Regions from separate parts of the Homo sapiens genome. Here region 1 is linked to region 2. The links are chromatin contacts, found by Hi-C or POLR2A ChIA-PET in ENCODE. All regions are on one chromosome and are shown on one strand. The core of a region is the stretch at or near the end of the contact, and the rest is flanking DNA. Distances in the headings are between cores, read along the strand shown. Region 1 holds the start of MASTL (microtubule associated serine/threonine kinase like). Region 2 holds the start of MPP7-DT (MPP7 divergent transcript).

Region 1 (5,323 bases), core at 1,058-3,557, 1.1 Mb after region 2:
TTAAAAATACATAAATAAATAAATAAAAATAAAGTTGGAGCACTAAACTGAATAGTCAGTAACACTGGGATCAATTCTCAGGACTGCTATAAGAAAAAAAGGCATATTTCTTTCAAAGATTTATTCGAGTACTTAATAAAATCATTAGTACATGATAAATTCCTGCCTTAACTCCTTTCTTTAAGAAAACTGAGGGAAACTGACAAAGCAAGCTGGTAACATGATTTTTCCTATCATTCCACTGGCTATGAGGGCATGTGTGTTTTGTTCCCCATTGTTGTCCAGTTCGTAGACACAAAGAGGGTGGGTGCTAAGCAAATACTGACTGAACACATGGATTGGTGTTTTCATTTCAACTGATCATGACTAAGTACTGTAGAAGGAAAAGTAAAAATCTCAGGAACATATAAAGTAACCAATTCAATCAGATCTTCCAATTCTGAAAGATTAGGGAAGGTGTGAAGGGGAGCTAAGATGAATCTTAATACATGAATAAGACAGGTGGAGAAGAGCACAAAAGGGTAGAAGAAAAGCACTTAAAAAGGAACCAGCATAAGGCCAGGCACGGTGGCTCACCCCTGTAATCCCAGCACTTTGGGAGGCTGAGGCGGGCAGATCACCTGAGCTCAGGAGTTTGAGACCAGCCTGCCCAAAATGGTGAAACCCCGTCTCTACTAAAAATACAAAAAATTAGCCCGGTGTGGTGGCGGGAATCCCAACTACTCGGGAGGCTGAGGCAGGAGACTCGCTTGAACCCGGGAAGTGGAGGTTGCAGTGAGCTGAGATCACGTCACTGTGAAACTCTATCTCAAAAAAAAAAAAAAAAAAATTCATAGCAGGGCAGGGCGCGGTGGCTCACACCTGTAATCCCAGCACTCTGGGAGGCCGATGTGGGCGGGTCACCTGAGGTCAGGAGCTCCAGACCAGCCTGGCCAACATAACCAAAACAACCTGGCTAAATTCAATCTCGGCTAAAAAAAAAACTACACAAATCAGCCAGGCATGGTGGCGCGCGCCTGTAATCCCAGCTACTCGGGAGGCTGAGACAGGAGAATCGCTTGAACCCAGGAGGCAGAGGCTGCAGGGAGCCGAGACTGCACCACAGCACTCCAGCCTGGGCGACAGAGAAAGACTGTCTTAAAAAAAAATTATTAAAGACTTCTCAGAAAATAGTAATCTTTCTTCTGGTTAAGAATAAAACTTAAAAAGTTATCAGTGCCTACAGATTAATCACTCTTCTGTGGTAGAAAAATTTCGACGATTCTGCACGTCAAAGCAAACAAGGTAAACAAAACCACTAATTACTAAAAACCTTTTGGATTTAGAAACCTAACTCGCCGGGCGCGGTGGCTCACGCCAGTAATCCCAGCACTTTGGGAGGCCGAGGCGGGCGGAATACGAGGTCAGGGAATCGAGACCATCCTGGCTAACACGGTGAAACCCCGTCTCTACTAAAGAAACCCCGTCTCTACTAAAAATACAAAAAATCAGCCGGGCGTGGTGACGGGCGCTTGTAGTCCCAGCTCGTCGGGAGGCCGAGGCAGGGGAATGGCGTGAACCCGGGGGGCGGAGCTTGCAGTGAGTCGAGATTGCGCCACTGCACTCCAGCCTGGGAAACAGAGCAAGACTCCGCCTCAAAAAAAAATAAAAAAGAAACCTAACTCAAGCCAGGGTGAGACTACGAATCACGGCTTTGGCTTTAAGTGCCTGTTGTACTAAGACCGATGTAATCACCTCGGTCAAGTCCCTTTGCCTTTGGCCTCAGTTTCCTCATTTGCTAACGCTGGGCAGGGAGAAGAGAGTCAAACTTTGCTGTTCTCACTGGGCATCTGAGATATGGAGGGAAGGGCGGAACAGAGGCGAGACACCCGACCCGACCGCTGATGTCGCCCCAAAAAGAAGTCAGCTCGCAGGGCTCTGGAGGCTTCAGCAAGCCAGGCCACCCAGACTCCTCGCTCCAGCAACCCCGGGGCCTGCCCAAGCCGGTGGGGCAGGAAGGAGGGCCGAAGGGCCTAACCCCTTCCTTGCTACTCGTTGACTTCCTACCTTTACTGCATACAATTTGCCGCCTTTCTGCCCCAGATACACTTTCCCGAAGGCGCCCCGGCTAATGGGCTTCACTATGCTGAATTCCTCAATGGAGGGCGGTTTTGGCACTGCGATCCTATTCACGCCCTCCTCAGTCGCCGCGCCTCCTCCAGGCTCCTTCTTGCTTCCCGCGGTGGGATCCATCGCTGGACAGCATACAGCGGCCCCGCAGACACTGCCCCTCCGCGAGCAGCCACTCCCGCCAACTGGGTTCAAAGTGAGGCTCCGCCCACGCCGCGCGCGGCCGTGACGTCACCCCGCCGCCGCGCCCCGCCCTCGTCACCTCCCCTACGCAGACGCGGACGGAGGGGGCGTCGGGAAAGCCCCGACTTCGCAGCCTTACACTCTTCGTGGGCGGCGACCGCGGCCCCACTGACATCATTCCTCATGAGGGAGGAGGCACAAACAGTTCTGGGCCGACCAGAAAAAGGACGACTGGGACTTGACTCTGAATCGCAGGATTTGAAGAGATTTCTCCTGGCTTCCCAACGAGGCTGGTGGGAAGCGGTCCTCCTCCCATACACGACCTCCCACCCTCGCGAGGCGTAGAAACCAGTTCTGACTGTACAGTAAAGCGAGGGCCAGGGCTGAGGTCTGGAAGCTAATGAAAGCACAGAAAGTGTCGAAACTGGATGAGCAGGAAGCGAGTGGCCTCCCCTGTCATCTGACGTTTTCCCAGGATGTAATTTGCCTGACTGAAACAGATCAGGACCAACAGGGAGAGTTTTCGATTTAGTGTGAGGAAAAGAGCACTAAATTGTAGCAAAAGACCTTATTGCTCAAGGCCCAGTCAGAAGATTTCATAAGGAAGCTGTAGAAAGTCTTAAGAGGAAATCAGCCGGGCGTGGTGGCGGGCACCTGTAATCCCAGCTACTCGGGAGGCTGAGGCAGGAGAATCGCTTGAACCCGGGGAGCAGAGGTTGCAGTGAGCCGAGATCGCGCCACTGTACGCCAGCCTGGGCGAAAGAACGAAACTCCGTCTCCAAAAAAAAAAAAAACGAAGAAAAAGTCCAAAGAGGGTAAAGGCTGTTCTCCCCTTAAAAAACAGCTAAAGACCTTTGGGGGCGCTGCTCCTTGTAAATGTCAACTACTTCCGCGGGAAAGAACGCGCAGGCACTTGGCCTTGTGGGCGCTCACTTGCCCCGGAAGTACTGTTGAGTTAGCGCCTCGCCTTCCGGGGCGGATTGTCTGTCGTTGCAGTAGCTGTAGGAAGGGGAGGCCATTTTCCGTTTCTGGGAGGAGTGAGGGGCAACGGGTCGGAGAAAAAGGAAAAAAGAAGGGCTCAGCGCCTCCCCGCCGGGCCGTGGACAGAGGGGCACAGTTTCGGCAGGCGGGTGAGGTCGCTGAGGGCCCGCCGGAGATGTTTTCCTTGTCGAGCACGGTGCAACCCCAGGTAAGCCAGGCATTCAGCCCATTTTTTTTCCTCCCGCCCTGCCCGTGGCTGTTTGCAAATTGCGCTCGTGGAAGCGATTTCTCAGAAGGGACTCTAGAAATGAAGTGATGTACTCAATGCGAATCCCAGGATTGAGGAGTGGATCAGGGGACGACGCTGAGAGTGGGCCGGAGACTTCAGTGCTGACGATGAAGCTGTTGAGGGCAGAGGCGGGATGTGAGCTCAGTGATAGAGAGAGACCCTGGCTTATCGAACTGATTGCGTGGAATTTCTGCTAGAGAATCCGTCCGGCATTGTTCAGTGTCCGGCGTTCTGGGGTGGGAAAATGTCTGTACCATACATTAAAGGGAGCAGGTAATGTTCCCTTTTTTCCGACTTTCCAGTGGCTTTAGTGTTCACAGCCCCTATCCCCTGCTCTTTATTTCCTTTTAAATGGAATTTAAATTTAACCCAAACATGGTATAATATTTCGGATGGCCAGCCATGCAAGTTTTTTTCTCATTTTGACCAGAAGTAACTAAAATGTGTATTTCCGAGTCGTAAACTGTTTGCAGTTAAAATTTTGATTCAGCCTCATCCTCATCGTTTTGTAAAACAAAAGGTAGTGAAGAGAAAAATGATTTCAAGGGTTTTCATTACGCTCTTGGGCAATCACTTGTGACAATGTTTTATTCTTGCTTCATTCCAGTCTCTTTTTTTGATGGTAACATTTTAATAGATTTTTTGAGAGTTCCTACAGTTTTGCAAAGAAATAGTTTTTAAAACATTGAGTTTTTTTAAAACATAATTTTTAAGAAAATCGACACTCTTAGGTTCTTGATTTAAGCATATGATTGTGTTCCTTTGTGTAACTTTTACTCCCCCTCATTTTAAGAATTTTTAATTTTTTGTGCTAGTACTGGCTAACAAACTGAAGCAGCTGCTTGTTATTGGGCATCAGTTATGTACCAGGTGAGCAAAGCAAATGTGGAATCTTCTCTTAATATTGATATGAAGTAAATATGAGTAGGACTTAGCAAGGTGAAGAGTGAACAGGTATCACAGGCATACAGAAAAATACCTGGAGGTCCTGAGTTAGGAAAGGGTTTAGCAGGTTGAAGGAACAAAAATAAGGCTAGTGTGGCTAGAACATAGTAGTTAAAGGGGGTAGTGACAGAAGAGGTTGGAGAAAAGACTTGAGGCAGATCATACAGGGAGTAAAGGATATATTATGGCTGATTTCATTTTAAGTGTATTGGGAACCATTGAAAGTTTTAAAACATGATTAGATTTTCATTTTTAAGAGATGACTGGCTTTTGCTATATGGAGAATAGGAGAGGGCAAGAGTGGAAGATGTTATCAGCTAAAAATACCCACCCACCCCCCAATTAAAGCTGTTGCAGTGGTTATGGAAAGAAGAGAATGAGATATATTTTGAAGAAAGTGGAATTGCATGAGAGATCAGAGAGATGATGGGGAGAGGTGTTTCTGGGTTTGATCAGATGAATGCATTGAAGGTGCTATTTACCAAGATGACAGTGTCTGGAGAAGTCCTAGTAATTGTTTGAAAAAGAAGTCTGACATGGCCTATTGAATATGGTATTGAAGTTTTTGAAACTCAACTCTTTGCCTTAGTTCACATCAAGAGGCCTGATTTTAGGAGAATTTACCATCAACTGAATGGACAGTTAGTAGTATGTGATGTTGGTAGAGATGATAAAGGGATTTTTATGTACCCTAGGCAGTCTTAACAGGGCTCAAATATAGTGAGGACTCTCAGGCATTTCTTGCTTTGAAGGATGGTAACACATTTGGAATTCCTTGTTGCTTAATTGGTTGAATACACTTGAAATTAAATGGTA
Region 2 (5,423 bases), core at 2,220-4,719:
CTTACTCTGTTGCCCAGGCTGGAACGCAGTGGCAAAATCTCTGTTCACTGCAGCCTAGAACTCCTGGCCTCAAGCAATCCTCCCACCTCAGCCTCCCGAGTAGCTAGGACTACAGCTGCACACCACCAAACCTGGCTAATTTTTAAATTTTTTGTAAAGATGTCTTGCTATGTTGCTCAGGCTGGTGTTGATTTCCTGGCCTCAAGTAATCTTTCCACCTTGGCCTCCAAAGTTGTTGAGATTATGGGCATGGGCTACTGTATGCAGCCTCTTCTGTCTATCTAATGAATTTCTGTCCTCTATTAGGGTGAAGAGATAGCTTTTCAGTGGCTTTGAAGCATTGTGCCAAATATTTCAAAGATCACATTTTAAAATCTACTTTTTGATTTATTTAGTTGCTGCAAATTTTGACTTATCTGTCACTAATCAGCTGGATGTACTGAGATACTTTGACATTTCCTAATGTCTGGTGCTTTCTCTTTCTGGCCCTCCATAGTGAGGGCTGGATCTCTTCCCTTATAGGTATCTGCTAATGCTGGAGGCTCAACTGATAAAGTAAAGATAGCCATCCCAAGAAGCAGGCGGAAAGGCTGGGGCTAATAGAACAGATCTCTACTCCAGGGGCTTCAATTCTGCCCTAGTTCTGGTCAAATAGGATTAATACTGCTCACCGTTACTATCCTAAAAGGGCTGTCATGGTTGAAAGTGGGCATTTACTATTTTCAGTGTCTTTTGTTGCTGGAATAAAGGAGATGATAATATGAAACAAAAATCAGGTTGCTTCTCCTCATATTTTGCTCAGCTCCCAAGCATTCAGAATGTCGTTACTAATTAGACATTTGTTTCAACATTCTGGGGCCATCCAGGCTAGGCAATCTTGTGATGTGGGGAAAGTTGACTGGTTATGCAATGGCTTTGCATTAGATCCCCTGCTCCCTTGCAGGCGCTGAATGCTCTTCTGTTGTTCTCTGGATCTAGAACCCTGTCCCTTTTCTCTGGGATGGCTCCTACTGATGTTTCAGCTTATTCCTCATTTGCTGCAGGACAGTCTCCTTGGCCCCATAGTACTCTTGATTTCCCCATCACCTGTGCAGTAATAGTTTCTCTATAGATCCACCAGTCTTGTCTTATTCATTGTTATATCCACAGATCTAACCTATTTCTAGTAAACAGTAGGTTCTTCCTAGATCCATTCCTGATGATTGGCTTAATGAATGAATGCTCATTTTACTGGTGACTCTGAAAAAGGAAAAAAAAAAATAATGATTTTACTCCACTATCAGCAACTCGATGTTGCCCGTCAGGAATCCTTGTAACAAAATACAAAGTTACCATTGCCTACGAGGTCCTCACCTCCTTCTCCAACCTGTCTAGTAGCACTCTCCTTATGCACCATGATACCCATGCTGGCTTTCTCTCTGTTCCTGCTATACATCACTTTTCTTCCTACTTCAAGTCCTTTGTTCTTGCTATTTTATCTGCCCTGGAGTTTTGCTAAGTTGGTGTTTTCTTATTTAGGTGGTGCCTCAAATCTTAGAGCATTTCTCTTAGATCATTTCTCCTTAAAGCATTTTTCTCCTTTCCCAAAATTAAGTGTGTCTCCCATCCCTCTGGTCACTGTTTTCTTCTTTGCCCTGATCCCGGTCTGGAAGTTTATCTTTTTATTGGATCATTGTCCATCTTCTGATAAAAACAGCTGCAAGTCTGTCTTGTTCAAGGCTATACTCTGAGTGCTTAGTAGAAAGCCTCGTTCATTGCAGTATCTAGTATTTGATGATTAATATTGATTACGTTTGATGAGTAAATGAATAAAAGAATAATCTTAGACATACATTATTTAATCCCAGTGAAAGAATGTTAGTGATGGAATTTCAGGTGTTATTGTAGAAGAAACTTTTGAAGGGTATTCCCTACAGTTTGTTCATACTAGGCTAAGTTCCTCTTCTTTTCCTTACACAATGTAAAAATATTAGATCTCAAAACTATTTGCTCAAAGTACTTACTTTAGGACACGTATTTTTAGACTACAGTTTAGAATTACAGTTATTATTAGAAAGGTTTGGTAAAAACTCTTTTTGTTAGGCAATAAGGTTATTCTGTCCTCCAAAGACCTTTACTTTATTCTCAGGAAGTAAGAGAGAAAAAAGAATTTCTTGTCTTCTTTCTATCAGGTGTTTTGCCCTTACTTCTCTTTAAGTTTATGTTTACCTTAACATTCCTTTCCTTCCTCAGGTTTGCTTTTTGTCTATCTCCATTTTTCACTATTACGTAATTCACGGAGTTGCTGGGGGGAAGTGCTTAATTTCAAATAGCCTGTTTTAGAACTTTGCGAGAATGACAAGAACAAACAGAATGTTAAGGCAGCTAGAGAGAGTTAAGTGAGAGTGGTCCCTAGGTGAGAAATGCTTCTTGCCTTCTAGGCTGACACCAGTTCTGGGGGATGTGTTCTGAGAGCTCATATTAACTGCAGGTCATTGATCCTTATCTCAATCCCCTTCCTCTCCCTTCAGCTTTCCATTCAAAGTCTCTATCACATCTTGAAGTGTTGTCACATTATTTTTTTTCTGATGATTCCCTCCATCAGCTGAGCTTTCCAATTTATATTACCTGATTTTTTTTTGTCTTCTGCTTTTTACTACCCCTTTTTCTAAAGCTTTATTGATTGTGTACTTTGGATTCTAATTCTTCCTATAAGAGTCTTCCTGTAATTCTGTTTGCAGTGTAGTGCTGTCCACATTATGTGTTGGTTACATGATAGGAAGGAGTATGGGGGCACCTCGGTCACATATGTAAAGTTCTTTAAGAGAGCTGAAGGGCGCTGATACCAGTTCATGTTTTTTCGGGGTAGCCCTCAGATATTAAGCATGTTTACTGTATTTTCTTCTATTGTGAAAGAATCAGTTCTCTGGATTTCCTTAAAGTTTGTCTTTACCATTCTCCGCACCCTACTCATTTTTCTATTTAAGAATTTTTTTTTCTAATCATGTAGTACATGTTCAATATGGAACACAAAAAGGTAATAAGAAAAAGTCACCTACAGTGTCGCCAAAGGTGAAAACACCTTATGTCTTTTTTCGTGCATAACAATATCCCTCTCAATCTTATGCAGCATTTTTAAACCTAGGAGACTTGTCTGAATCCAAAGGAAGTTAAAGATTACGTTATTCACCAAGTTCATACTGAAATCAGAGAATCGCAGCGGCTTAAGAAAACTCGCATCTGGCGAATGAACCTGCGTATCCGGGGTTCTCCTCAGGGAGGTTGCTCGTCCATGAAACACACTCCAGTCTGCAGCCACCTGGGAGTGGGAACCAAGGGCGAGCGAACCGGGCGGGCAGGGGTGGAACTTGCGGGGACTGCGGGTATGAGGAGGAGCTACAGAGCTGTCACCAATCAGAGCCCAGCTTTGTTTTCTCTTGCCGACCAATGAGGGAGTTCTGCTGGAGAGGCGTCTTCAAGTCTGAGACGCCTATCGCCTTCGCAGCCTATCAGCAGGCCCCTCTTACCCGCGGGCGGTGCAGCCCCGCCCCGCCCCTCCAACCGCGGTCCCGCCCCTCCGAGGGTGGGGGCCGTGTTGGTTACTAGCCGGGCTGGAGGCGGGGGCCGGGCTCCCACTGGGCTCGTGCGTTCTGCGCCCGCCGCGGCGGTGCCGAGCCCGCTGGCTCCCGATTGTCCTCTGCGGCGGTGGCGGTCGCTGCCTCCTTGCCTCCGGGCCCGGGGCTGCAGGGGCCAGAGCGAGTGCGCCTCCTGCCCGCGGACCGCGGCAGCCCAGAGCAGGTAATGGGGCGCCTCTGGGGAGCGCCTGTCGGAGCCCAGGGCTAGGCTCGGGCGGTGGGGTCGGCCCCCGAAGCTGCTCCCTGCGCCGGCGACCGGGCCGAGCGGTGCCGCGGTCCTCCGGAGCCTCCTGCCGGCCTCTAGGCGCCTCAGCCTGGGAGCCCGCGGCGGGCACCTTGTGAGGAGGTGGGGGCGGGGCCGGGGCAGGGGCGGGGCCGCCTCGGGCGGGACCCTGAGGACCCCTGGAGACCCCTGTTGACGCGCGGGACTCCGGGCGGGGGCGGCGGCGGGGCAGACCCAGAGCGGGGAGAACCGACAGGTGGAGGAAAAACTGCGGAGTTGAGTCAGAGTCCGGCTCCCCGGGGAAAAGAACCGACTGAAAGGGAGCGATAAGCTGGCTGGCTTCTTTTTTTTCTTTCCCTAAGCCAGAAAGGCGTCTTCACTTGGGTCGTGTTAATTACATGTTTTCTGAGAACAGGCGTTTGGCCGTGTAATCTACACGATAGCATTATTTATTTACTTATTTGCTATTTAAAAAATTAAAAGCAGCATTTAGCGTGAATCTATTTGGGGGCTTTTTCTTAAGTGACAGGTAGACCCAGCCGAGTAACTCAGCTTTGTCTGGGCTGAAGTGGGGAGCGGTGAGGTAGGAATGAGGGGGAGGAGTGTTCGTGAGGAATGCCTGTGCAGGTTTGAAAGGATTGTGGGGGTGGGACCTTGTTTCTGTCACTGTGCCATGGGTGGGAGTAGAATTGTGATTTTTTTCTTTTTCTAATTTTTAAAAGCAATATTCACATTTAAAAAAGGGGGGGCTCTCTAAAAACAGTCTCTGTACTCGAGGCTTTGGGGATGCACCTGCTAGTCAGGCAGTAATAGTTTGCAGGTAAATCCTGGGCTATTAATTACGTAATTTGATTTACTTATAAAGAAGTATCTTGAATTGTTGCTGCCTTTCCTTTGACTTGCTCAATATATTGCTTGTTTACAAGTGAATTGATGAAGGTCACTGAGTTTTAGCGGTAATGTCACAGCGATGGCCCTTGGAGAGTTTTCTATGCTCAGGTTCACTCTGGTTCTATAAAAACAGTATTTCCATTTAATCGTGAAGCTCATAGCACTCTATCAATTATATAGTATGCCATCCTCCTACTCTTCTGAGGCAGGCTGTGCATAGCATGTCCATTTTACAGGTATGTCAACTGAAAGCCCTAGAAATGAAAGGAATCCTGCCCCACTTTACTCCTACTTTATTTTATACCTATAATGGATTTAATCCAAAATCTGGGTAAGATTCCCGCCATCAAGCCAACTTCTGCATACCAATTTGATCCCGTATACACAGGTCAGAGGTGGAGATGGTTATTTTCAAGTAAAGAAATATTATCTGCGAGGTTTTTCTTTCCATTCAGGTTGCTTAGCTAGTTTGAATTTCAGGTGAAAGGTAATTTTCCACACAGGCAAAACAAACAAAAGTTAGGAATGCTGTGTGAAAATCTCTATTTTAAATTTTGGGAAGCTTTCCAAATTAGAGAACCTTATTTGTGTTTGCATCTCTAGCTCAGCATTGAATTTCGGTACCTTTTTTTGAATTGAATAGAAATAATTGATATGCAGAAGGAAAATACTAATGAAGTGTAATGCATTTTGAT

The links. Hi-C counts contacts between places; a loop is a spot of excess contacts on that map. ChIA-PET counts read pairs that join two places held with the same protein, here RNA polymerase II (POLR2A). Pooled maps may share reads with other maps.
Region 1: a loop to region 2 is called in a map of B cell, with 35 times the contacts of the local background. The contact joins the promoter of MASTL here to the promoter of MPP7-DT in region 2. A Hi-C loop is called at or near these places in 4 of 168 maps with a recorded cell type or tissue (B cell, CD4-positive, alpha-beta T cell, CD8-positive, alpha-beta T cell and 1 more) and 16 of 50 pooled maps. POLR2A ChIA-PET finds 5 or more read pairs at or near these places in 2 of 52 experiments (CD4-positive, alpha-beta T cell and naive thymus-derived CD8-positive, alpha-beta T cell).

The regions. Positions count from the first base shown.
Region 1 is chr10:27,152,336-27,157,658 of GRCh38, reverse strand. It overlaps MASTL (microtubule associated serine/threonine kinase like), which reads right to left and starts at 2,307. Exons shown (of 12, transcript NM_001172303.3): 1 at 2,047-2,307. The coding sequence starts at 2,232. YME1L1 (YME1 like 1 ATPase) reads left to right here and starts at 3,275. Exons shown (of 19, transcript NM_014263.4): 1 at 3,275-3,481. The coding sequence starts at 3,449. RefSeq lists enhancers at 1,616-1,865, 2,486-2,545 and silencers at 2,220-2,418, 2,216-2,425.
Region 2 is chr10:28,301,215-28,306,637 of GRCh38, reverse strand. It overlaps MPP7-DT (MPP7 divergent transcript), which reads right to left and starts at 3,469. Exons shown (of 2, transcript XR_930772.3): 1 at 2,209-3,469; 2 at 367-1,239. MPP7 (MAGUK p55 scaffold protein 7) reads left to right here and starts at 3,574. Exons shown (of 17, transcript NM_001318170.2): 1 at 3,574-3,777. RefSeq lists a silencer at 3,388-4,027.